Linked DNA regions of Homo sapiens: region 2 is linked to region 1. A link is an interaction called in ENCODE POLR2A ChIA-PET data of the cell type or tissue named here. Cell type or tissue: MCF 10A. All regions are shown on one strand. Links, peaks and the distances in the headings refer to the core of each region. The heading gives the core; the rest is flanking DNA.

Evidence for each region. ChIA-PET counts read pairs that join two places held together with the same protein. Peaks named below come from ENCODE experiments on the same cell type or tissue, not always from the same donor. Only the 100,000 strongest peaks of a DNase experiment are listed, where the experiment ranks them.
Region 2: POLR2A ChIA-PET joins it to region 1 with 6 read pairs; 4 of 35 experiments call an interaction of 5 or more read pairs at or near these places.

What each region holds. Positions count from the first base shown.
Region 1 is chr14:61,460,293-61,472,677 of GRCh38, forward strand. The region is part of intron 9 of PRKCH (protein kinase C eta); the gene reads left to right. Among named protein-coding and RNA genes, the nearest start is that of PRKCH-AS2, 79 kb to the right of the region's middle. RefSeq lists a silencer at 1,059-1,353 and an enhancer at 5,792-6,708. In MCF 10A, for the core only: no CTCF peak of the experiment used is centred there; a DNase peak (open chromatin) is centred at 6,079.
Region 2 is chr14:61,639,487-61,651,871 of GRCh38, forward strand. LINC03033 (long intergenic non-protein coding RNA 3033) reads left to right here. Exons shown (of 3, transcript NR_039985.1): 2 at 11,476-11,531. Among named protein-coding and RNA genes, the nearest start is that of HIF1A, 50 kb to the right of the region's middle. In MCF 10A, for the core only: no CTCF peak of the experiment used is centred there; a DNase peak (open chromatin) is centred at 7,375.

The sequences.
Region 1 (12,385 bases), core at 4,768-7,267:
CTATGTATTGTGTTCCTAGTCTTTTATTTCAGTCATTGTTGCAGTGAGTCCCCTTGTACTTTTGTCTTTGTGTGCTTATGCTGGTGTTTCTGTATGACACATTATTAGTAGTAGTATTGCTTGGTCAAAGGGTATATGCATTTCACATTTTGATTGAGTTCAATTGCCCCCTCCCCCATTGTGGTTAAAGATAGTGAACGTTTTATTGTCCATGTACCACACATTGTTCTAAGTGCTTTATGTCTGTTATTTAATCCTTATAGTAACCCTCTGAAATAAGTTCTGTTATTATCACCCCATTTCACAGAGGAGAAAAGTTAGGTACAAAGAAGCTTAGTTCCTAAGTGGCAGAGAGCGTTTGAAGCCAGGTGGTCTGACGGCAGAGTCCAGGCAGGCTCTTCCTATTTGCTGGGCTGCGTCTCTAAATTCACACTCCCAAAGCTTGAGTGAGAAGGTGCATTTCCCCGCCTTCCCATCATGGCATGCTCTCTGTCATTTGGATCATCTCAGAGTTAGAAAAATGGTATATTTGAAGTTCCAACTTGCATTCCTCTAACTGTGAGTGAAGCTGGGCGTTTTCATACATTTCAGGGTCACTAGTATTCAAATCTGTGTTGGGAGGGCCACATGCAGCCTGGAGAATGGGTGGAGCAGAGAAGTCTGGGAGCTTGGTGACAGGACGCACTGAAGGAGATACATGGCTTGGACTCCCACGCCACCCCAGCGTTATCAAGAGAAAAAAAAATGGGGAGGCAGCTAATGGCTTCGTGGGCCTCGGCTCCCCTGCGCGCCTCTCCCTTCCCCTCTGCTCCTCATTGGTCCTCAGTGGCTCTTGATGGCCCTGGAGCCCATGCTGCTCCTGCCCCCATCCTCTGCTTTCCCTCTGCTGGATTGGTCCTTGGTTCCCCTGGAGCTCCAGTTCTCCCTGCCCCACACTGCTCCCTGGAGTAGCCTTGAAACGACTTCCTTGGCTGGGCACTTTGCCAACGTAAAGCCCCTCCCCTGCCCTCACCCCCTTGTTGGGCTCTTTTCTTGGAATAGAGGAGTGGAGTTACAGCTTGAGGCTTGAGAGGGATAGCTGGTAGCTGATACTGGTTGCCCGCCGGGGTTTCAAGCGCCAGCCTCCTGAACACCACCATGAACACCATGAGTCAAGCCGCAGAGCCAGGTGACCTCTCAGATCTTCTTCCTAGGGCCTGAGCCAAACATCACATGGTTTCCTATGACATGAGGTTAGATCATCTTCACCAGGTGGTAACCTTTGAGTCAAGCAGTCAACTGATATTTAGTGAGCTTACCTGGTCTTGCAGCAGCAATGGTTCCAAGTTACTACTGCTGAAGCAAAGAAAGAAGTATCTCATACCTAACAGGGGAATTTGATCTGTAAAAGGAAATTCTGGTGATTATAAGCAAAGATCTCATCAACAGATCATGTTATGGTAGAGTAAAATGAGGAAGTAACCTGGAACAGATTGGGAACCCAATCAATATAGCATATGCAATCAAAATGTTCCAGGAAAATGTATAAATTCTACAGTATACCAAAATTTTAGCGGCCACATGAGATTCCCAGTGTTTAGTGGGTGAAGCCTTTACTAGCATTGAAGTCTATTTTTCCTAGTGGAAGTTTTATGTTTGACCACAAGGTGGCAGTCATTACCGCAAAGTTACTTTTATTTCTCCACCAGAGAAACCAAAGGCATGGAACTGCCATTGCGGTTTAAGATGTGTGTGTTGTAGTAGATGTCTCCAAAGCAAAGGATAAAGGGAATGTACCCCTGCTTTAGGCTAAATGATAAAGAAGTAGTGGGAACCCACTTCAAAGAAGCAAGTGAGGCTGGGCGCAGGCAGCACTTTGGGAGGCCGAGGTGGGGCAATCACTTGAGCCTAAGTGTTTGAGACCAGCCTGGCCAACGTGGTGAAACCCCGTCTACTAAAAATACAAAAAGTAGCTTGGTGTGGTGGTGCATGCCTGCAATTCCACCTACTCCAGAGGCTGAGACAGGAGGATCGCTGGAACCCGGGAGGCAGAGGTTGCAGTGAGCCAAGATCGTGCCATTGCACTCCAACCTGGGTGACAGAGCACGACTTTTTCTCAAAAAAGAAAAGAAAAAAAAGCAGCAAAGGAGATTTTCTAATGCTGAGATAGAGGTATACAATTTTAGTTTTGCTGTCGTTGTTGCCTTCTTTGAGGTTTGCAAGGTATCGGACTCCACAGTACACATAGCATTTGCTCGCTGTGCATTCGTCTGTTGGAAGTCCTTATTTACTGTTGTAAAACTATCCCCATTTACTGTTGGAAAACTAACTATAAAGAACAGAAAGTGTTACTTGCTATGAGAAGTTACAGCAGAAAGATGCTTACTTTTTAGCTGCCCAGTGTTGCAGGCCCTGGCTTCTCAAGTAAGATGCTAATCAGTGTGTAATGCTGAACTGTGACAGTCTCCCCTGGAGAATTTAGGAGTGAGAGGGGGTGTTGGAGCCACTCTACCTGCAAAGCATTTCATTGTGAGGGCCTTTGTAAAAACAGCACTCTCCTCATGCAGCCCTGTGGAATCAGTCTCTCTGAAGCCCAGAGCAGGGCAGTAACTAGCCGAGGATCCCTTAGATTGTAAGTGGCAGAGACAAAGTTCAAGTTTAGGTCAGGCTGACTCTGACTCCATATGTTGTCTTATTCCGCATTTAGTTGGTTGATTCAGCCTCGGCTTAAGCACCTCCTATCTGTCTTGGCTCCCCTCCAACCTGACAATATGGAAATGGCATTGCCCTTGGGAACAGAAAACCTGAACTGTGTTTTAGCTTTGTTTTCCACCATCTAAATGGCTTGAGTCTGTCCTAAAATTCCTTTGACCCTTAAAGTTCTTATCATTAAAATGAAAACAGGATCGCTGTGAGGGTCAAATGAGAGAATGCAGAATATTTTGTACAGTGCGAAGTGCTGTTCAAAAGTGAGTCAGTTCAACTGTGGTGATGACCCCCTCCATCCTCACACCAAAGGAAAAATGTCCCAGGGCTTCCCAATGGCCAGCCCAGACACCCACATGGAGGGGACAGCAAACATTGAGAAGGTAAGTATTTTATAGGTCCTTTTGTTCTTGGCAAAAAGGAAATAGTAAGCAAATTTCAAATATTTGATAATTTATCAAGATTGCTACAAAGGTTTATGAACCCATAGATTATTTCCCCTTTTTTTTTATAATCATATACACTGCTTACAAGTATATAAATGGGCATCCTTATCTGTTTCTGATAGCACTGCAAATCCTAATAGTTTGTGACTAATTTGATAACCTGTACTAAAACTCACAAAATGTATACTCCTGGATCTGTTTTTCTGATAATCTGGACTACAAAAATAATATAAAGAATAAAATGTTATTCATAAAGATGTTTAATTTTCAGTGCTTTGTTTATATATATTTTTTTGGTCAACATCTCTCTAATCCTCCAGCCTCTGGTAACCACTATTCTATTCTGTTTCTATGAGTTTGGCTTTATTTGATTACACATATCAGTGAGATTAAGCTGCATTTGTCTTTCTGTGACTGGCTTATTTCAAATAATACAATGTCCTCCAGGTTGATCCATGTTGCAAATGACAGGATGTCTTTCTTTTTAAAAGCTGAACAGTATTCTATTGTGTATATATTCCGTTGTTTCTTTGTCCATTCATCCACTGGTGAACACTTAGGTTGATTCCATATCTTGGCTATTGTGAGTAATGCTGCAGTGAACATGAGAGTGCAGGCATCTTTTCGACATGCTGATTTCATTTTCTTTGGATGTATATCCAGTATTGGAATTGCTGGAGCATATGGTAGTTCTATTTTAATTTTTTGAGGAGCCTCCATACCGTTTTCCAAATGAGTATACTAATTTACATTCCCACCAACAGTGTACAAGGGTTCCCTTTTCTCCACATCCTCTTCAACACCTGTTATTTTTCATCTTTTCAATAATAGCTGTTCTGACAGGTATGACATAATATCTCATTGTGGTTTTAATCTGCATATCCCCAATGATTAGTGATATTGAGCATTTTTTCTATACCTGTTGGCCATTTGTGTGTGTGGTTTTGTTTTGTTTTTTTTTTTACTTTTCATTTATTTTTACTTTAAGTTCTGGGATACATGTGCTGAACTTGCAGGTTTGTTACATAGGTGTACATGTGCCATGGTGGTCTGCTGCACCTATCAACTGGTCATCCAGGTTTTAAGCCCCGAATGCATTAGGTATTTGTCCTAATGCTCTCCTTGCCCTTGCCCTCCCACCCAACAGGCTCTGGCATGTGATGTTCCCCTCCCTGTGTTCTCATTGTTCAACTTATGAGTGAGAACATGTGGTGTTTGATTTTCTGTTCCTGTGTTAGTTTGCTGAGAATGATGGTTTCCAGCTTCATCCATGTCCCTGCAAAGGACATGAGCTCATTCTTTTTTATGGCTGCATAGTATTCCATGGTGTATATGTGCTACATTTTCTTTATCCAGTCTGTCATTGATGGGCATTTGTGTTGGTTCCAAGTCTTTGGTATTGTAAATAGTGCTGCAATAAACATACATGTGCATGTGTCTTTATAGTAGAATGATTTATTAATCCTTTGGGTATATACCCAGTAATGGGATTGCTGGGTCAAATGGTATTTCTGGTTCTAGATCCTTGAGGAGTCGCCACATGGTTTTCCACAATGGTTGAACTAATTTACATTCCCACCACCTGTTGGCCATTTGTATGTCTTCTTTTGAGAAATGTCTATTCAGGTCCATTAACCATTTTAAAATTGGGTTGTTTCTTACTATTAAGTTGTTTGAGTTTCCTCTGTATTTGGATATTAACTCCTTATCCAGATATGTGTTTTACAAATATTTTCTCCCATTCCACAGGTTGTCTCTTCACTCTGTTGATTGCAGAAACTTTGCAGAAGCTTTTTAGTTTGATATAGTTCCATTTGTCTATTTTTGCTTTTGTTGCCTGTGCTTTTACGGTCATATTTTAAAAAGCCATTGCCTATGCCTGTGTCACAGATTTCTTCCCCTAAGTCATCATTTGGTAATTTTACAGTTTTAGGTCTTACATTTAAGTCTTTAGTCCATTTTTCAGTGATTTTTTTATGTGACGTGAGATGAGGGTCTGTTTTTATTCTTCTGCATGTAGATATCCAGTTTTTTCAACACCATTTATTGAAGGGACAGTCCTTTCTTTGTTGTGTGTCCTTGGGATCTTTGTTGATAATTAATTGATTGTAAAGGTGTGGATTTATTTCTGAGCTCTGTATTCTGTCCCATTGGTCTATATATCTGTTTTTATGCCAGTACCATAATGTTTTGATTACTGTAGCTTTGTAGTAGATTTTGAAATCAGGTAGTATAATGCCTCCAGCTTTGTTCTTTTTGGTCAAGATTGCTTTGATGTCGTGCATTATTTATAGTAGGAAAATATTAGAAACAACTTCAGCATTTAGCAATGGGGGTACACTTCAATAATATACTATTTGATGAGAATTTTCAGCCAGTCAAGAGATAATTTTATGTTACGTAGTTAAATTGTCAGGTACCGTCGTAAGCACCTAACATGTATTGTTTATTGCACGTGATTCCTATAACAGCCTTATAAGATAGGTGCAATTATTATCCTCATTATGTCAAATGGAAAAGTGAGACACTGAGCAGTTAAGTCATTTGCCTAAAATCTATCACAGAAAATGGTAAAAATAGGAGGTTAGAATCCAGGAAATAATACAGAGGTTATGATGATGAACAGTCTGTATCCAAGTCAGGTTCTGCCCAAGATAGTGAATTGGCAGACCCGTTCCCCTCCCCAGCCTCAAAAAAGACTGCCAGGAAATTATGCCAGTAAGCTATCAGGGACTGGATTAAGGTAGTGGAATTATGAAGGATTTTTTTCCTATTTACCAAATTTGGTAATAGGATTACATTTCTTCAACAATGGGGGTAGGAGGAATAAGCCATTATTAAGTCAGGGACCAGACCCCTGGTCTCTCAGAACCTGGGATACGGCCTAGTACATGCTGTCTCCCTGACTCATTTATGGCGAAATTCACATCACACTCCTTTTATCTGAATCAGTGAGGGTTGTGTCAGCAGCTGAGTCCCTGGCATGGATGTGCTGGAATCCAGGCCTCCCATCCCCCATCCCCGGCTCGCAGGGGCCTCCCCTTCGGTTCTCCTCCTGGAGAGAGAGGAACAAAGACTAGGGGGTGAGGGATGGAGGGGGGCTATCACAGGAAGGGGGAGCAGCAAAGTAAATATTGGTCTGAGGCTTTGTTCGGAGACCCAGTTTATGGAAGCAAAGGTTTCCATTTGGAAAACAGAAGACACTTGTGGCCAGTGCCCGAAACAGCCTCTCACTAGCAGGCCCTGGGACTGGGTGAGAGGGCTGAGCGAAGTACTCCTCATTGTTTTGGGAATGCCTTAAGTTTGAGTTTAGGATCCACCGCTTTCAGGTGGGCCACAGGACGCTCCGATGCCGGTCGCTTTTGCCTCCTCCCGCTCCTCTGCCTGCTGGGGCGTCTTTACGATGTCAGCCTGCAAGGATGGAGTTCCTGGCAGGACCATAGCTTTCCGTAAGAAACCACTTCTCAAATGGCCAACAAAGTTGAAATCCTGGTTTTTGAAGGTCAGAATATCTTGGAATCTTGTGAAATAAATGCCATCGCTGCATACATGCTGGCACAAAATGATCTCACGTGTGCTCAGTGTACCTGCAGCTTGAGTGCAAAGGAACATTCTTTCCTTTGTATTACTTTCTCCATTGTTGTTGTATTAAATATTAGCGAAGAAGTGGGAGAGGCAGAGAGCAGCCAGGCAGCAAGGTAGTCATGTGGCCCTGGAATTCATCTTTCAGAATTTTCCCAGGCAGGGAACTGCACTGTGACCTTCAGCACAAGAGCTCTGAGTTCTAATTCTGGCTTAGCTGGCCCACTTGTCTTTAAGAAGTTCCCCTGCCTTTTATTTTGAGATAAGCCTCTCCACCTAAATGTGTGTTCCTTACTTCTGGACCTGTTGGCCAACGTACCTTTAGGGAGTGCCCCTCCAGCTGGCTTCAACATGTGGGGTCGTAGCGGGGCTGCAGCCTGCCCTGTCCAGCTCTGATGCTTCCCAGCGCCTCCAGCTCCCCTTTCCCTTCCTGAGGCCTCACTGAGCATTTGGCTGAGCCCCTGCCAGCCGCTGGATGTGGGGAGGAGAAGGCATGCTCAGACCCTACAGTGGCATTACTGCTTGTGCTCTGTGTTGCTGTGACACCCAGCGCAAGGGGAAGAGGCCCTGTGACAGAGGGTTAGACAAGGAGAAGGGGAAGTATAGCCGAAAGGCTGGGAGACTTTCCCCTTTACAGGCATGGGAATTCTGAAGAAGCCTCTGTTCATGCCTTGGGGTAGTTGGTTGATTCCTGGGGACTGAATGGTGCCCACTTTGCAGGAGGGGATGAGCGAAGAAGGAAAGGGCAGTTCATGAGACCCTAGCATATGTCCTAGGTGCTCATATTCATTACCAATGTCTATGAAACTAAACTGCACATTGGCATTCCGTAAATATCCATTGAACAAAATATCTCATTTAATACCCAAAGCATCCAGGGAAGAGTATCATCCTCATTTTAAAGGCCTAGAAACTGAGATCCAGAGAAATTAAACAACTTGCCCCAGATCACACAGTAAGCCAGAGTCAGTGCATGGATTCCTGACCTGACTGTCCTGCCAAATAATATACAAGCCATTTCCATTATATCACAAATAGAAGTTTTGAGTCTCTAATATGTACAACTGAGAATACTGTCATTAGACGGGAATAGAGGCAGTTTTCCACAATAGGTGGTTTTTGGCCTTTTGGGAAATACCTAAGGATATTTCCTCTGATCTGTTTGGAACCAGGTTTCCCCCTTTCCCTGAGCAGTGGCTGCTACAAATACAATCTGGTTTGCTGCGGGTCATTTGTTGCAGTTTGCCTTTGGCTCAGATCAAAATAGAAAATGAGCCAGAACATGGTGTTTCCTGTCTCTGCATGTTCCTACCTTATTCATAGTGTTCCATCTTTTTTTTAGGTTATTAATTGTGGATTTATTTCCATAGTAAGACAGGATCTGACTTTGGGGCCAACATATGTTGGACCCGCCTCCTTCTCTGCTGAAGATTCTCTGAAGACAAAATGTGCATAGGCCTTCTCCAGGATCTGGATTTTTGGGGGATTATTTGGGACCTTTGCTTCTGTCCTCTCCGGCTACCAGGCTTTCTGACCTTCTGTAGCTAAATAGGGCCACAAAAATGAATAGGAATAAGAGAACCTGAAGTTCAAGCTGTGTCTTTGGCTCTGTCTCTTTGGACGCGACTGCCAAGATATTTGGTGTGACAAAAGGATTTGAAATAGTTGGCCTGTTTTTTTCAGTTTGAGGTTGTTCTGTTGTAACTGGTCTTGTTTTTGGTAGCCATCATTATCACTGACAACCTAGAGACTGAGTAGACCGCCACCTCCATGTCTGCTAAGATAGTATAATTTAAATCTTTGATGTAACCAGAACACAACCCAGGTCACACTTTGCCCCTGTGTCTCATGATGACTGAAAGCTTTTGGGGTGATGATTGCTTGGTTATGGTTTTCCTGGACCCAACTTGGAACCCTTAAAGCCTGCCAAGTTATAGATACTCTGGCTTCAGTAGGGCCCTGTATTGAAACACCAAGTGCCAGGACTGCTCAAAAGGTGAAAATGAGATGGGTGTTCTGCCAGGTGGTTTAGTGAAAAATCAGTCAATCCAGGATCCCACTGACTGAATGCTAGGCAAAAGAAACAGTTCTTTTATTTGTTTTCATTTTTTGCAGAGTTGGAGGTCTTGCTATGTTGCCCACACTGGTCTTGAACTCCTGACCTCAAGCAATCCTACTGCCTTGGCCTCCCAAAGTATTAGGATTACAGGCATGAGCCACCGTGCCTGGCTAGAAACAGTTTTTTAAAAACTCATTCTAATTAGGAAGAGAAGACCAATACACATGGAAGAAAAGTGTACAGTAGATAGCATGTAGTAAATATAGTCCTTATGCTACAAAAGGAAAGGTAGTTGAAAATGAACATTGGGTTCTAGGGGAAACTCTTAAGTATGTGCCAGTCTGTGCTCAGAAGTACAACCTGATTGGCTGTGAGACTAAAGCCAACTGATTGCTTTAAGCAGCCCCTCGGGTGTGGGCTGCAGATGGTTCCCTAGGAAGCTGGGTTGAGTCCTGCTGTGATGAGCTGGGACTGCCAGGTAGGACCTGAAGCGGCTGCCAAGGGGCTGCCACCCCACCCTGAAGACAAAATCATACAGTCTAAAAACCTGACTGCTTTGGATCAAAATCATACCCTGTAATATGTTCTAGTTTTTAAATAACTTGGGTTTTCCTTAATTACTTAATCTCTGCTGAGAACCCAGCTGCATCCATCTCTTCTAGGTCCGGAATTATCCACAGCATCTCATGAGCAGAAACAGCCATGTCAACATAAAGTTAGCAGACTCGTCGTGTAGAGAGTTGTGCACTGGCAGGTTAGGGGGGAAGGTGTTCATTCATTCAGCAGATATGCACTGAGTGCTTGCAAGGCATAGGGCTCGCCTTCAAGCCTTGAGGACGCAGCAGTGAGCAAAACAGAAAAGAGTCCCTGCCCTCATGAAACTGACATTCTTTGGGAAGCTTATAAGCCTGAAGCTCATGAACAGATTGTTCATCTTATAGTCTCAGCTGGTGACCCTCCATGGCAGCTGCTCCCTGTGGCAATTCCTGGATTTTCCTTTCAGACAGGCTCAGAGCCGTCATCTGCTTGAAGAGTCTGGGGGGCTTGTCTGAAGCTGCATTTGCATATCAAGTGCTCCGTTATATTTTTTGTAGGATGCAGTGAGATTACTGGGGGGAGGCGTAGCTCGAGTCCTTGGTCCTTGGTACTGTCTCTGGTTAGTGGTGGGTTCTGGGTCACTATTATAGGGGTTGGGAGGTTTAAAGCAAGAGGCAGAATGGCAAGAGTAGCAGCCCCAGTAGGCTGCATTTGCTCCCGTTGCCACTTGCACGATCTTTCTCATCCCGCTGGCAAGACTAGTCTGTTCACTGGCAGCCCCTGCATCAGGCTGTGAGGACGCCCTGTCTACCTCCCGTCTCCATCCCTGTATTAACCCATGTGCTATCAAGAGCGACTGACTCTTTCTTTACAAGGTTCTTTTTCCTTCCTTCCCCGTAAGCTAATAGTTTGGCTCAGGCTCGCCAGCAGACCCTCCCCTTTTTTGCTGGAGGGCTTTGGCATGCCCTGTCTTTTCTTTGGGGCCACCCAGGGAGTTCCTGTTTCCTTTCTGTGGGAGGCTTCCAATTCTTAGTTATAGCAAAAGAGCCTGTATTTTTTAGCTCACTCCTGCCCACTTCTGGTCTTGAATGACTTATGGCTTAGGTGTTACAAATGGGAGTCCTGGAACTCTTCCCAGAATCTCTTAATTCCATTCTTGTGGTATATGACGTTCTAAACATTAAAATGATGTAATATATAACTCCCAACCAAAACAAAAGAGGAGATCCCTGCTAGCCAAATTCTTCCCTCCTCTCCATACACGTTTTTCCGTCGCTGTGCAGTGAATCCTGGGATGTGTTTGTCAGTCAGCTTCCTTGTTCTTCTGGCTCCTCACTCCCCAGGGACCACCGAGCCACAGACTCCACGGTTTTCTCTGAGGGCATGCGAAGTGGAAACTAACCTATCCCTGCAGCCAGCCCAGACCTTCTACAATCATATCTACCAGTGGTGAAAGGCAGTTCAAGATGAGTTGGACACAATCAAGAAAAATAGGGAACAAATATGTCATAGCTCCTCTCTGTCTGCTGTCTATAGAAGGAGGCTAATAGCAGCAGATCTGGTGAGGGCCAGTGGCCCATGGACCTGCCTGCCCCAAGGCAGCAATCATGGGAGTGGGGTCAAGGAAACACTAAGGAGGTACACCTGATAGGACTTTTTAAAGAGGAGTGGCCAGGGTTCTGGCCGGTTTGAAGCCTGGAGAGAATGGAATGGCATGAGTTCAGTTTTGGGGACATTCAGTGGTAAGACTGGTTTCTGTTTTCTCTTCTGGAAGCTCATAGATACAGGATCTGCTCATTCACTTGATTTGTGCCTCTTATTTGGGCTTCAGGACACATCTCTGGCCAATCGCAATTAAAACACCATGCCCAGTTAGCCATCATCGCCACTCAGAGCTGTCTGCTTTACCGGGCTAAAAAAAATGATCTTTATCACCAGTTGTAAGTGACTTAAAAAAAAAAAGTACCCTTCCACATTGCTCAGAACTTTGCCGTCACCTTCTTGACCCTCACCAACAGGTCAGGTTGTTTTAATAATCTAGTGGCTGGTAAGCTTTCATCCTTTACAATTAAAAAAAAAATCACTGATTTGCATAATGCAGTGCCATTTGCCTACTTTGTTGGGGGTGGGGGCTGTCCTGTTCATTGTGGATGTTTAGCAGCATCCCAAAATACCAGCAGCACCTCTCCAGTTATAACAACCAAACATATCGCCAGACATTGGTTCCCAGGGGGGAAGAATCTCCCCTGGCTCCCTTACATGACTGTCAGGTGATTGTCTTTGGTATGAAAAGTCAAATGGGTTAGACGATCACTTTTCTTTTTATAGAAGCCAAAGCCAAATGTGTCAGACCTTCTTTATGAAAATATAAGCGTTATTTTTTTTCTGAGTTTGTAGAAAGGCAAAGTTCCTGTTGGGGGCTCATTACAGCTGTTGGTGCCTGCACTGACAGTGGCATTGTTAGGGATGGAGCCCCTGAGCTCGGGGGAGACAGCGGAAGCGTGCAGCGTCTGTTTAATGTGAGTGAGGGCTGGCATGCTGCTGGCAGCTCTCAACAGTGAAGCCTGCTGCTCGATAAGGCATTATTATCAGAGCCTGGGGGCATCCAGGGAGCAAAAGATTAGCTGACTGAGCATATATCTAAAATGGGTTATTTTTAAAAAGCAAGCAGTACAAATACTGCAGCTTGTCTTGTTTTAGCATTTAATAATTACACTTTCACTTTACCAGCAAGGCATTGAGTCAGTGGCATTTTATGAAAAGCATCCTCCCAAACCTGAACTTTGTGAGTCAGATTCCCATCCTGTGTGTGGTACATGTGGTTGGATTGTACAAACAGATAATCAGAGTTTTGCAAAATGTTTCCCAACCAGCATGGGAAAACGTGCTGATAGCAATATGATTGGGCTTTGAGGGAGAGCCACTTGCTGGCTTTTTTTCTTTTGTTTCCCATACATGGAAATGCCATTTCAACTTGAAATGTGGATACCTTACCAGAGGATTGCTTGAGCCCGGGAGGTTGAGGCTGCATTAGCGAACTGGGACTGCACCACTGCATTCCAGCCTGGATGACAAA
Region 2 (12,385 bases), core at 5,986-8,485, 180 kb after region 1:
TTTACGCCGGGCGCGGTGGCTCACGCCTGTAATCCCAGCACTTTGGGAGGCCAAGGAGGGCGGATCACGAGATCAGGAGCTCGAGACCATCTTGGCTAACACGGTGAAACCCCGTCTCTACTAAAAATACAAAAAATTAGCCGGGCGTGGTGGCGGGCGCCTGTAGTCCCAGCTACTCGGGAGGCTGAGGCAGGAAAATGGCGTGAACCCAGGAGGTGGAGTTTGCAGTGAGCCGAGATCGCGCCACTGCACTCCAGCCTGGGCGACAGAGCGAGACTCCGTCTCAAAAAAACAACAAGAAAAAAAAAAAAGTTTAATTGCTCAATATGCACCATACATCAAGGTCTGCAGCTGCAGTTCCTCACCATTCCAGACAGATGTCCATCTTGAAAACAGGCAACATAATAAACTTACATATCAATGAATACAGTTCAGTACTATAAATGTTTTTTCCCTTATGATTTTCTTAACATTTTCTTTTCTCTGGCTTACTTGCAATATGTAATCCGTACAAAATATGTGTTAATCGACTGTTTATGTTATTGGTAAGGCTTCCGGTCAACAGTGGACTATTCATGGTTAAGTTCTGGGGGAGTCAAAAGTTATACATGGATTTTTGACCGCATGGGGCTCAGCGCTTCTAACCCCTGCATTGTTCAAGGCTCAACTGTGGTTACTGGGACTCAGAAGGAAAGGGTCCTGTGCAGAGATATATATACTACCTTGACAGGCGCAGTGACTGAAGTCAAGGACCACAGCTTCACGAGGCAGCATCACAGGGAGGAAGTCAGGGGAATATAACCTGACCTCAGTCCCCTGCCTTCAGTGTCCTCCTGGGGCTCCTCATTGGCTGAGTCCCTCCAGAAGCTAGTGTGCAAGGAAACCTCTCCATGTTGTCCTGCAGCTCAGCTTCCCAGGGCAGAGAGCAGGGTAGAGAAGTCTCCCACATTTGGATTTATCTGGATACATTTCTGACTGCAACTTCCCAAGAAAGTGGTTAAATTTCCTGTGCTCACAGCCTAGGGAGAGAAGGGACTGTCTTTCAGGAAGATGAGGCGCAGGCCCTGCCTCGCCAAAGGCAGATACACCAGACGGCCATAGCATCCAGCAGGAGCAAGGAGGGGCAACATCTCTCCCGCCTGCCTCCCACCTGTGTCAGCCTGGGAGGAGAAGCTTTCCCGAAAAAGGGCGCAATGGGCAGTAATGAGATGTGGCAGCCGAGTGTGAAATCCTGCCACTGGCCAGCGGCAACTGGAAACAAGGCCGAAAATAGCTCAGGCAGAATCCCAGCTTCAGGACAGGGATGGAAACACTTTTACCAAGAGGCTTTCTTTAAAGCCATGTAGAGCACTTGTGGAAATGGTATTGTGGCGTTATTTTTATTCCAAACACCCATTCCCAAGGGAACCCTGAGCCACAATGCCCTTCTCTGTTGCTGAAGAAAAGGGACTATGCTGGCAGGGCTGAGAAAGCTGTGTGAAGAGGCATTGGCAGGTGGCACCTTAGAAGGACCCGGGTGCGGGACACATCTGCAGGTGCAAGTGAAGACAAAATGCTGGCTTGTTCTCAAAACTACTTGTGTTTCTCCTTGTGGAGAATAAAAATATCCCCTTTCAATTTTATCACCAGAACTGGATGAAGGAGATCATTATGTTTCCAGTTCTCAAATCATTTCTATGAAACCCAGTGTGGCTGCCTAATAATTGAGTTCCCCAAGGAATGAATGCATTTTTTTCACCTTCTCTACAAACCTCTCACAAGCCTGTCTCCTAAAATCATGAAAATTTTCATTAAATATTAATATTCATGTTATTTTTATTGCAAAAAAAAGTATCAGAATCCTCAAACATGCTCACCAATTCCAGAGCATAAATTCTGGATCAATATCATTCAATAGAATGGTGATGGGTTTCTTCTATATGCTAAGCACTCAGAATACCAAGATGAGTTTATTCATCTTTTTAAAAATAAATTTTCTTGTGTACATTTGAGGTTTATAACATGATGTTATGGTACACATAGACAGGAAAGTGGTTTCTGTGATAAAGCAGATTAACATATCTATCATCTCACAGAGTTGCTTTTGTGTGTGTGTGACAAGAGCAGCCAAAATACACTTATTTAACAAAAATCCCTAATACAAGCTTTTTGTTTGTTTGTTTGTTGAGAAAGAGTCTCACTCCATCGCCCAGGCTGGAGTGCAATAGTGCGATCTTAGCTCACTGCAACCTCACCTCCCGGGTTCAAATGATTCTTGTGCCTCAGCCTCTCAAGTAGGTGGGATTACAGCCCAGCTAATTTTTGTATTTTTAGTGGAGACTGGGTTTCACCATGTTGGGCAGGCTGGTCTCGATCTCCTGGCCTCAAGTATCCACCCACCTCGGCCTCCCAAAGTGCTGGGTGAGCCCCGCACCTGACCCCTAATGTAAGTTTTATTGACTATAGTCCTCATGTTATACATTAGATTTCTAGATTTGTTTATATCTGCTACTTTATATCCTTTGACCCATATCACTGCATTTCCTCTCCTCCCCTTGCCCATAGTAACCACTATTTTACTCACTGTTTCTGTATATGAGACCTCTTTTTAAAACTAATCCACATATACGTGAGATCATGCAATATTTTTCTTTCTGTGTCTGGCATATTTCACTCAGCATGTCCTCCACACCCATCCACACCCATTCTTCTTTTTTTCTTTTCTTTAAGGCTGAATAAAATGAGTTTAATATGGCCTGGCTTTCAAAGAAATGGATACATAAACAAAGAATTACAATATGATGTAATAAAATAAAACTTTATATTTTATAAACAGTAAGATCGTTGCATAAGAAAGGGAATGATCAAAATGTAAGTGGGCAAAAAGGCTTCCTGGAGTAAATGGAATACGAATTTGGCTTTATGAGATGAATAGGAGTTTGTGAGGTGGCTATGTGTGGGAAGGGCATTCCAAGCAAAGGGAACAAGACGTGCAAAGGCAAAGACACACAAATGACTACCATGTGTCCTAGGCACTAAATGTGAGTCAGCACTGCTGAAGCAAAACGTGCTCTAGGAGGCAGCTGGAGAGGAAGGCAGGGCAGCAGTCAGTGGAGCACGATGCATGGAGGTGTGTTCCAAGTAACCTAACAGCAGGAGCAGACTGAAGATGATTTCTTTTCTGTTTTTATTTTGTTTAAATTAAATTAGAGTATCTATCCCTGTAAAAGTTTCATCAGTTCCATTCTCATATGAATTCTTGAGTGGGAGGGACAGAGGCATTGACTTCATCATGCTATGAGTTGAGCATCACCTGTGTCCCCCGAGGGAAGTGTGTCATACAAGTGAACAGTCTTTCATGGCATCATGGCAAGGAAAGGGAGTGCTGCCTACGGGTTGCAGAGAGACAAGGGGTTTAAAGCGGGAGTATATGTTGGTCAGATTCACGTTTAGCAAGATCCCCCTGATAGCACTGTGATGAACTGTTTGTATTGGATGGTGGGAGGCATAATGGGTTAGTATTTTAGGGCTTCTAAACAAATTGCCACAAACTAAGAGGCTTAAAACAACAGAAAAATTATTTTCTCATCATTATAGAGACCAGAAGTCTGAAATCAAGGTATCATCACACTCCTCCTGGAGGCTACAGGGGAGAATCCTTCCTTGCCTTTTCAAGCCTCTGGTGGCTATTGCCAGTCCTTGGCTTCCTTGGCTCGTGGCCACATCCATTCATTCTCTGACTCCATCTTCATATTGCCTTCTCCTCTGTGTGTTTGTTGTGTCCTCTTCTGTCTCTTAGAGGGACACTTGGGACTGGAGTTAAGGCCCACTGGGGAATCCAGGAAGATCTCATCTCAAGATCCTTAATTACATCTGCAGAGACTTTTTCCAAGTAAGGTAGCATTCACAGTTTCCAGGGATTTGGACATGGATATATCTGTGTGGGGACCACCATTCAACCCATCACACAGAAGAATCTTATTTCTGAACCTATGATCAGCAAACCAACTGCATTAGGATCTCATGGAGTGCTGCACTTTATGAGTTGCACACTACTAGACCGGAGATGCGGACTCAGGAGGTGTCAGCCAGCCACCATGAGGACAACCTTGTGATGAGCGTGGGAACTAGAATTAGAATGATCAGGAGTCACTAGTGACTTGAAAGTAGAGATGAGGAGGATGAGGTTGAACATAATGACTTCTGGGTGTCATCACGGGACAACTTACTGAGATGAGAATGCAGGGAGAAAGCATAGTATCCTAGGAATCTCAACAGTTGGAAAGACTAGTGAGATCATCCTGTCTAGCCCTTACACATGATTCAGGATTTCCCTTTTTGGTATCCTTTACAAATGATCATGCAACTTTGATTTAAGCAACTGACTTTACTGAAACCAAAGTTGCATGATCATTTGTAAAGGATTTGTCTGACTGTCTTGTCTGTTTCCTTCACCAGCTTATAAACTGAATGAGAAAAGAGGCCACGTTTCTTGGGTTCACAGTTATTTCCCCAGAACCTGATAGAGTACCTGTAAGCATGAAGGTTCTCAATATGTATTTTTTGGGGGGACTTTTGGTGGTGGTGGCTGTTGTTAAAACTACTTTATTGAGATATGATTGTCATACAAAAAGCTGTACATATTTAATGTATACAGTTTGATGAGTTTGGAGATGTGTTCACCCATGTAAATATGTGTTTTTGAATGAATGGGTGAATGAATGAGCAACTTTGGTGACAGGAAGATGTAGAAACTAGGTAAGAATTAGAATGGTTAACAAGAGTTATTCCAGTGGTTACTCTTCCATTTGGGGCAGCTCTAATTTCATGTTCCTCTTTATACAGTTGCTTATTTTGTTCCCTAGGTCACTCAGAGTGAGTCTAGCCCTTCCTCTATGTGAAAATTTATTTCAAATACAAAGAGAACTGTTGTGCTCCCTAAGTCTCCTCCTCTCTGGCTAAGTATCTTCATTTACTTTAACCACATGGCCTGTTTTAGTCCTGTTTTAGAAATGCATCACAATTCTAGTTGTTCTCCTTTCATTCACTCAACAAATATTTATGAGCATCCACTGAGTGCTCTGTACCAGGGCTCTGTATGCAGTAGGGGGAAAAAAGAGACATGCACTTGCCTTCCACCTCATCAGTGTTCCTCTGAAGTTATTAAACATAGCAATCCCCAGAACTAAGAAAAGCAGATGCCCCTTCCTTTGTACTGGGTATGTTCTCTTTTACTACTACAGTATATCTAAATAAGAGATACTGGTTCTTCCACTTGCTTTTTTGCAGTACTAGATGTGGTATTTCTTGTTGTTTGTACAGCCATGGACCATGAATTAAGTGTGACTTTTCTTTTGGGTACAAGAGCATATATACATAGAAGGATATAGATGGTATGCACAACACAACCATCTACATTCATCCATCCCTTACAAATAGAATACGTGTTTGCACTCTTTGATAAAGGTAATGCAATGCTCAGAAAAGCGCCCCAGCATCTAGAGGAGCAGGGTGTTTTTCAGGCATCTGTGAGAAACAGATGCTCTGTCAAGCCAGGGACAGGGGCTCAGGTTACATCCTGTGTTCAGTGAAGCACATCAGAATCATTTGCCTAGTACAGCCTCAAGTAATTGTTTTATTTCTTATTCTTCTATTATTTTATGCATTTTTTCTACTTTTAATAATGAAATAAACCCATAATAAAACAAAAATAATTCAACAAAACTGATGGGATTTTTTTTTTTCATTGCAAATGTCTGTTTAACTAATTTGTTCACTAATGGAGGCTCCCAAGCTTCAGAAAAGATATTCTCCTTTAAGGGAACACAGATGTTTGACTTAAAATTCCATATTTGTGACATTTCAATATTGGTATCCTCATTTTTTTTTTACTAATGAAATTGTAAGAAAACAAAATCTGCTTGTCCTACAGCAATTTGGCTGTGATTCAAAAACTTTTTATTAAAATGAAGTAATATGTTCTGCAAATCTAATTGCAGAGGAATTAGACACACTAAACCAAATAGTCATCTGTGATACAAAATGAAATAAACTAGAGAAAAACCATTTCAGGAAATAGACAGTAGAAAGAGGTTCTAAGGAATGGCTGTCTGCTTCTATTGTGATCATTTCTGTGTTCAGTTTTGATGTTTTTTAATGAAATATTTTAACCTTAGACCTCATTTTCTTTATTTTCCTTTTTGCCCTGTCTTATGGTATGATCAGACCTCATTTTTAAATGACACATTTATTTCACTAACATTGTACTTATGTAGTTGAAGTGAATGGATTAGGATCATTGACCAACTTAATTGTATATAAATGCAAATGACAATATATCTGTTGGAGTTATAATAATGGTTAGAAAATAGGGAAGAATGACAAGAGAAGTTTAGTGGAAGGTGGGTATGGACATAACGAGAGTGCATGGGTAAAACTAGCCAAAATTGTTTGGCTGCTTTAATTTGCCTCAGTCTTCAACTTTAAATAAGAAGATTTAATCAATTAGATTACTTGCAGTATAACTATTTCAATTCTCCAAACACCATTAGGTTATCTGTTCTTCGGGCCAAATTCAATGCCACGTACAAGGTAAATGCTGAATATTTGCAGAATGAATGAATGAACTAATGGACAAATAAATGCCACACTTCTTCCTTTTTTTTTGTCTTGATAGGAGTGTAGGTCAGTAAAGACCTCAAAGTTCTGATGCCTGTAATCGAGATACAAACATTTGACTCAACTAATAGAGAACTATCTTTTGCATTAGAGTTATAAACAGAACACTAGATGAATTTTCATATTATTCTTCTCTAGTAAAGACATTAGGTCACAATTAGCATTTACTTGAAATGTTTGTATATTTAAATTTCTCTATATATTTATATTATTAAATTGTTGTGACTAGAATGTAGTTTTATTTATAAATGGTTTCCAAACTATACTCTAGCCATGATCAGTTGGATAATTCAGTGTTTTTATAACTGATACCAATCATTGCAAGTTATTTGAAATCCTGATGATCCTCACGGATAGCTCTAGTCACGTCCCACACATACTTCTAGCCCAAGATGAACAGGTTGCAACAAAGATGTGTTTGTGCACGCATGTATGTGTATATGTGTGTGCATGTGTGTGTGTGTGTGTGTGTGTGTGTGTGAAAGCATTGTGGATATTTTGTGTTTGCTTATTTTGTAAACACAATATTAATCTTTGCTTGTCAGTCCTTGAGGATTTTTGCACTTTCACTGTTTATATAAGCAACCAAATGAAAATAAAAAGTCAACTTGACCCTATAGAATAGGCTGTGGTGTATTCTGAAATAACATTCTTCTTCAAACTTTCTCATTAATTGCCAGCCTGCTCAGCGACTGCCAGAATATGATTAACCTTCTTAGATCAGTTCCCACTGTTGTGCAATGCATTCTAAAATATAGCAGCAAATGAATATATGATGTCACAGAGACAAAAATTCTGCAGGTAAAAACTAGCATAAAGCAGATAAGCATTCTCTGGCTGGGATACAGAGTTTTCAAACCTCTTAAACCTTAAAACCTTACTCTGAAAACACTACATACCAGATGTAAACTGCCCAAACTTGTTTTTGAACGGATTCATTTTATGTCCATAGAATTTAATGCACAGATTCATGTTCATGCAGTTCAATTCATAGATTTTTAAACTGTTTCAGTACTTAGCCCATTGATTGATCTAAGAGCCTAGATATTAAAATGAAGTCTGTTGTTCTTTTTATTCATTAAAGACAAGAAAAGACTATTTCTGTCAATGGTTATTGGATTATCCTACTTGACTATAAACAGATCCCTCCCCTACCATGCATGTGCACAAAAATTACCAGAGCCTTTCCTAAATTGATTGTGAGGTCAATTGCTTTGATGTCACTGAGGCTCCCATATTGTCCGAGGTTGCAGGGAAAAGAGGTTGGGGGAATAATCTCATTTCTAGGGGAAGAAGCATAGGAATAAGAATCAAAAGATTCACATTCTAATCTTGGCCCAGCCTCCAAACAGCAGTGTGACGTGGTCCAAGAAGTGGCGCTGCCCTAAACACTCATTACATCTTCACAGCATGAACAGGTACATTTAGATAGGTGCTGCAGTATCCCCTTTTACAGGTGAAAAGATTTAGATACTTTCCCTGTGTCAGGCCGTAGGTTAGGATCAGAGCCAGGATTCTGCCTGGAACAGGTTGGCTCCTGTACTGCTATTTTAGAGATATTGTGATAATGCATGTGAAAGAACTTTGAAAAATATAAAGAATGATTATTCTTACACAGTAGGGTCACTCAATAGATGTATTTACGTACTGAAAATTGGAATGAGGGTGGAAGAAATAGTGAAATAACTGACGGTGTTGGCTGTCGATGATCGTAGGGGTAGTCACCACCTGATTTTGAGGAGTGGCACATGCTAGCTAAGTAGGCCAGAGAAGCTAAACACAGTCTTACCATATGATTCAGCATTTGAACTTTTAGGTGTTTACCCAACTGATTTGAGATTTATATCCACATAAAAACCTGCAAACAAATATTTATAGCGGCTGTATTCATAATGACCAAAAACTGGGGGCAAATAAGATGTCCTTCAATAGGTGAATGGATAAATAAACTGTGGTACAGTCAGTTGCTGGAATATTATTTGATGATAAAAATAAATGAGCTGTTGAATCACAAAAAGACATGAATGAATCTTAAATGCGTAGTTCCAAGTGAAACAATCCGATCTGAAAGGCTACATATTGTATGTTTACAATTACATGACATTCTGGAAAAGGCAAAACTATGGAGACATTAAAAAAATGCATTGATTTCCAGGGGCTCAGGGAGAGGGGAGGAAGGATTAAATAGGTTAAGCAGGAGGAATTTCTTAGAGTGGTAAAACTGTTCGCATAATACTGTAATTATGGATACATGACAATGCATATATCAAAATCCATGGAACTTTATAGAACAAAGAGTAAACATTAGTGTATGCACATTTTAAAGATCATTTAGAAGGTCAAGGGTCCTAGAATGGACTGCAGTGACAAAACAATCTAACTGTACTAAAAATCTATAAAGCAACTTCACTGAAGGAAGTGGGAGGAAAAGATGCTGAGCTAAGTGATTTTGGAAATGAGAGGAGTCTGTAAGACTAAAGGCAAAAGAAAATGTACATAAAACTGTACTTAATAAAGTTGTTTCCCATAAGGTTTCAAGTTAACAATTCTAATACTGCTCTACATTTATACCAGAATTAGCAATTAAGTAAATGCATGGTGGATGGTGGGAGCCAGATTTCTCATGGGGTTCACAGATAAACAATGGGAATAGGCTAGACTGGTCCATGTGGTAATGAATTAGAGTTGGGGCTATCAGTATGAATTCACTCATGTTTAGCTTAACATAGATACCTATGGTTACATATAGAAATATTTATAGATATTTGTACATATATACAGAGCTTAGTATACATATTTCCTTGTTGCGTCAGCTAAGAGAGCCTAGAAAGCAATGACACCCCAGTAGCAAGGAGAACTTCTAGTGCCCAGATTTTGGTTTTAATACTGTTCTCCAGTAAAAGAAACTAGAGCTCCTTGGAGAAATTGCTGATTGTAAGATTGGGTTAGCATATATACAAGTTGGCCCTGGAGCATCTTGTAGTGCCAGAAAGTAAGTATCTAACACACACAGACACACACACACACACACACACACACACACACACACACACAAAATTATAAGAGGATCTCAAAGGGATACAGGAGCCAACTTCAACAGGAGCTCCTCATGGCCAAACCTGAAACAATGTGAACCACAAAATAATGCAGTATTAGACTATAAGCAAAAGTATAAAATAACTATGAGTTCATACTATTATAAGTGAATAATCGAATAAATAAATCGTGAAAAAATGACACATCTCCCATGCAGAAGAATTCCAAATAATGTCTTTAGATATTCTACACTCAAAGAGGTAGAACATAACCCCCTACTCCTTTGATGTGGGCTATATGTAGTGACTTCCTTCCAAAAGGTGCAGCATAGACATGGTTTAACTTTACAGCGAAGAACATGACAATAAGCCAAGCAATCAAGATCAATATCAACAGTAAGAAGTCATGTGGATGAAATGTACTCTTGATACAATGCAACAAAAAGCCTCTTTATCTTTGTGAATTTCTACCCAAAAACCCATAATCCAGTCTAATCGTGCAAAAAAAAAATCAGATAAATACCAATTAAGGAGCAGTCTACAAAATATTTGATGAGTATTCCTCAAAAACAGGGTAAATCTGAAAAATCATCACAGCCAAGAGGAGCCTGAGGAGACAGAACAACTAATGTAATATGGTATCCTGGATGAGATTCTGAAATAGAAGAAGGACATGAGGGGCCAGGCGCAGTGGCTCATGCCACTTGGGAGGCCAAGGCAGGTGGATCACCTGAGGTCAGAAATTCAAGACCAGCCTGGCCAACATGGTGAAACCCCGTCTCTACTAAAAATAAAAAAATTGGCTGGGCATGGTGGCTGGCACCTGTAATCCCAGCTACTCGCGAGGCTGAGGCAGGAGAATTGCTTGAATCTGGGAGGCAGAGGTTGCAGGGAGCCGAGATCACACCATTGTACCCCAGCCTGGGTGACAAGAGCAAAACTCTGTCTCAAAAAAAAAAAAAAAAAGGACATTAGATAAATACCAAAGAAATAGAAGGACATTAAATAAAAGCAAAACTGTCTCAAAAAAAAAAAGGACGTTAGATAAATACCAAGGAAATAGAAGGACATTAAATAAAAAGGACATTAGATAAATACCAAGGAAATAGAAGGACATTAGATAAATACCAAGGAAATCTGAATAAAGTATAGACTTGTTAATAATATACAGGTGTTGACTCACTAATGATAACAAATGTGCTATACAAATATAAGTTGTTAATAATAGGAGAAACTGGATATGGAGTACATAGGAACTCTCTTTACTATCTTTATAATGTTTTGTAAGTCCAAACTGCTCTAAAAAATAAAGTATATATATCCTTTTTAGTATATGTAAATATACTACAGAGAAGATTTTGGTTTTACCTAGATTACATCACTGAAAGATATTGATTTTCACCAACTCCATTAATTATTTTTTGATGTGGAGATAAAAGATATAATCAGACACAATCCTGTAAAAATCAATTCACCTCCTTGGATATCATGATGATTTTAGTCACATATGCTCCTTTTGGATGGACATACCTATAAGGAAAGAAATTTTTTTAAATGCAGAAGTATATTAAATTTATTTGTTAAATAAACAACGAACATCTCCAGATAGCAGCAAACGGCAAGGAATTACATCCAGCTATAATTTAACCAGCCCGCCTTAGGATTGCCGCTATTAGAGTTCAGTGGTGGTATAAACCATCTCTAGTGTATGCTTTTTCTATAGATGGTTTATTAGATGATTTACAATGAAATCGAACACATGACTGTTCTTTAACCCCTCCAGGAACCTGATGAAATGCCTGGTCTAACAGGAGGATGCAGAGAAAGTTATGAAGAGAGGTAGGTGAGCTTCTGTGTTATTTATTCTTGGTCCTGCAATATGGTCAGTGAAGCATCCTGAGCGCTCACCGTTTCCCAGTGCTATAAAGCAAATTGGATGGATGAGTGTGATTTAGAGGAGAAGGAAACTGCAGTTATCACTGCTTTACCTTGACCTCTGCCTGGAGACAAGGCTGAGAGGGTGACTACAAAATTAGAGCAACAACTAACATATGCTGGATACATATCCTGGGCCAGGATGATGCCAGGTATTTTACAGTCGGTCACTCCTCACAACAACCCTATGAGCAGCAGTCTCTTCCTTAAGATTTTGAGCGGGCCCAGTAATCACTACCCCTCTTCATCCCCTTAATTCTCAAAAAATTAAGATATAAGACAAAGGAGTAACAGATGAAGATGTTATAATATCACCTCTATTACTGATAAAGTCTCCCTTACAGTGCTAGTGGGAGCATAAATCGATATAGCCATTTTGGAAAACTAAACCTGAATATATGCATTCTCTATGCCCCAGCAATTCCACTCACAGAAATATACCCAGTAAAGTGTGTACGTATGCTCACCAAACGACATGTACTAGAATGCTCATAGTAGCACTATTTGTAAAACTGGAAAATACCCATTTGCCTGGCAACAGTAGAAGGGATCAATAAATCTTGGTATACTCACACAATAGATTATTATATAGCAATAAGAATGATCAAACCGTAATTACAGGCAACAATATAGATGAATATTGCAAATGTAACATACTGGCAAAAAAAACAGATGCAGAAGAGCATGAACTGTATGATTTCATTTATGCAAAGTACAAAAGTGGGAAAATGAATTGGGTTTTAGAAGTCAGTTCAAGA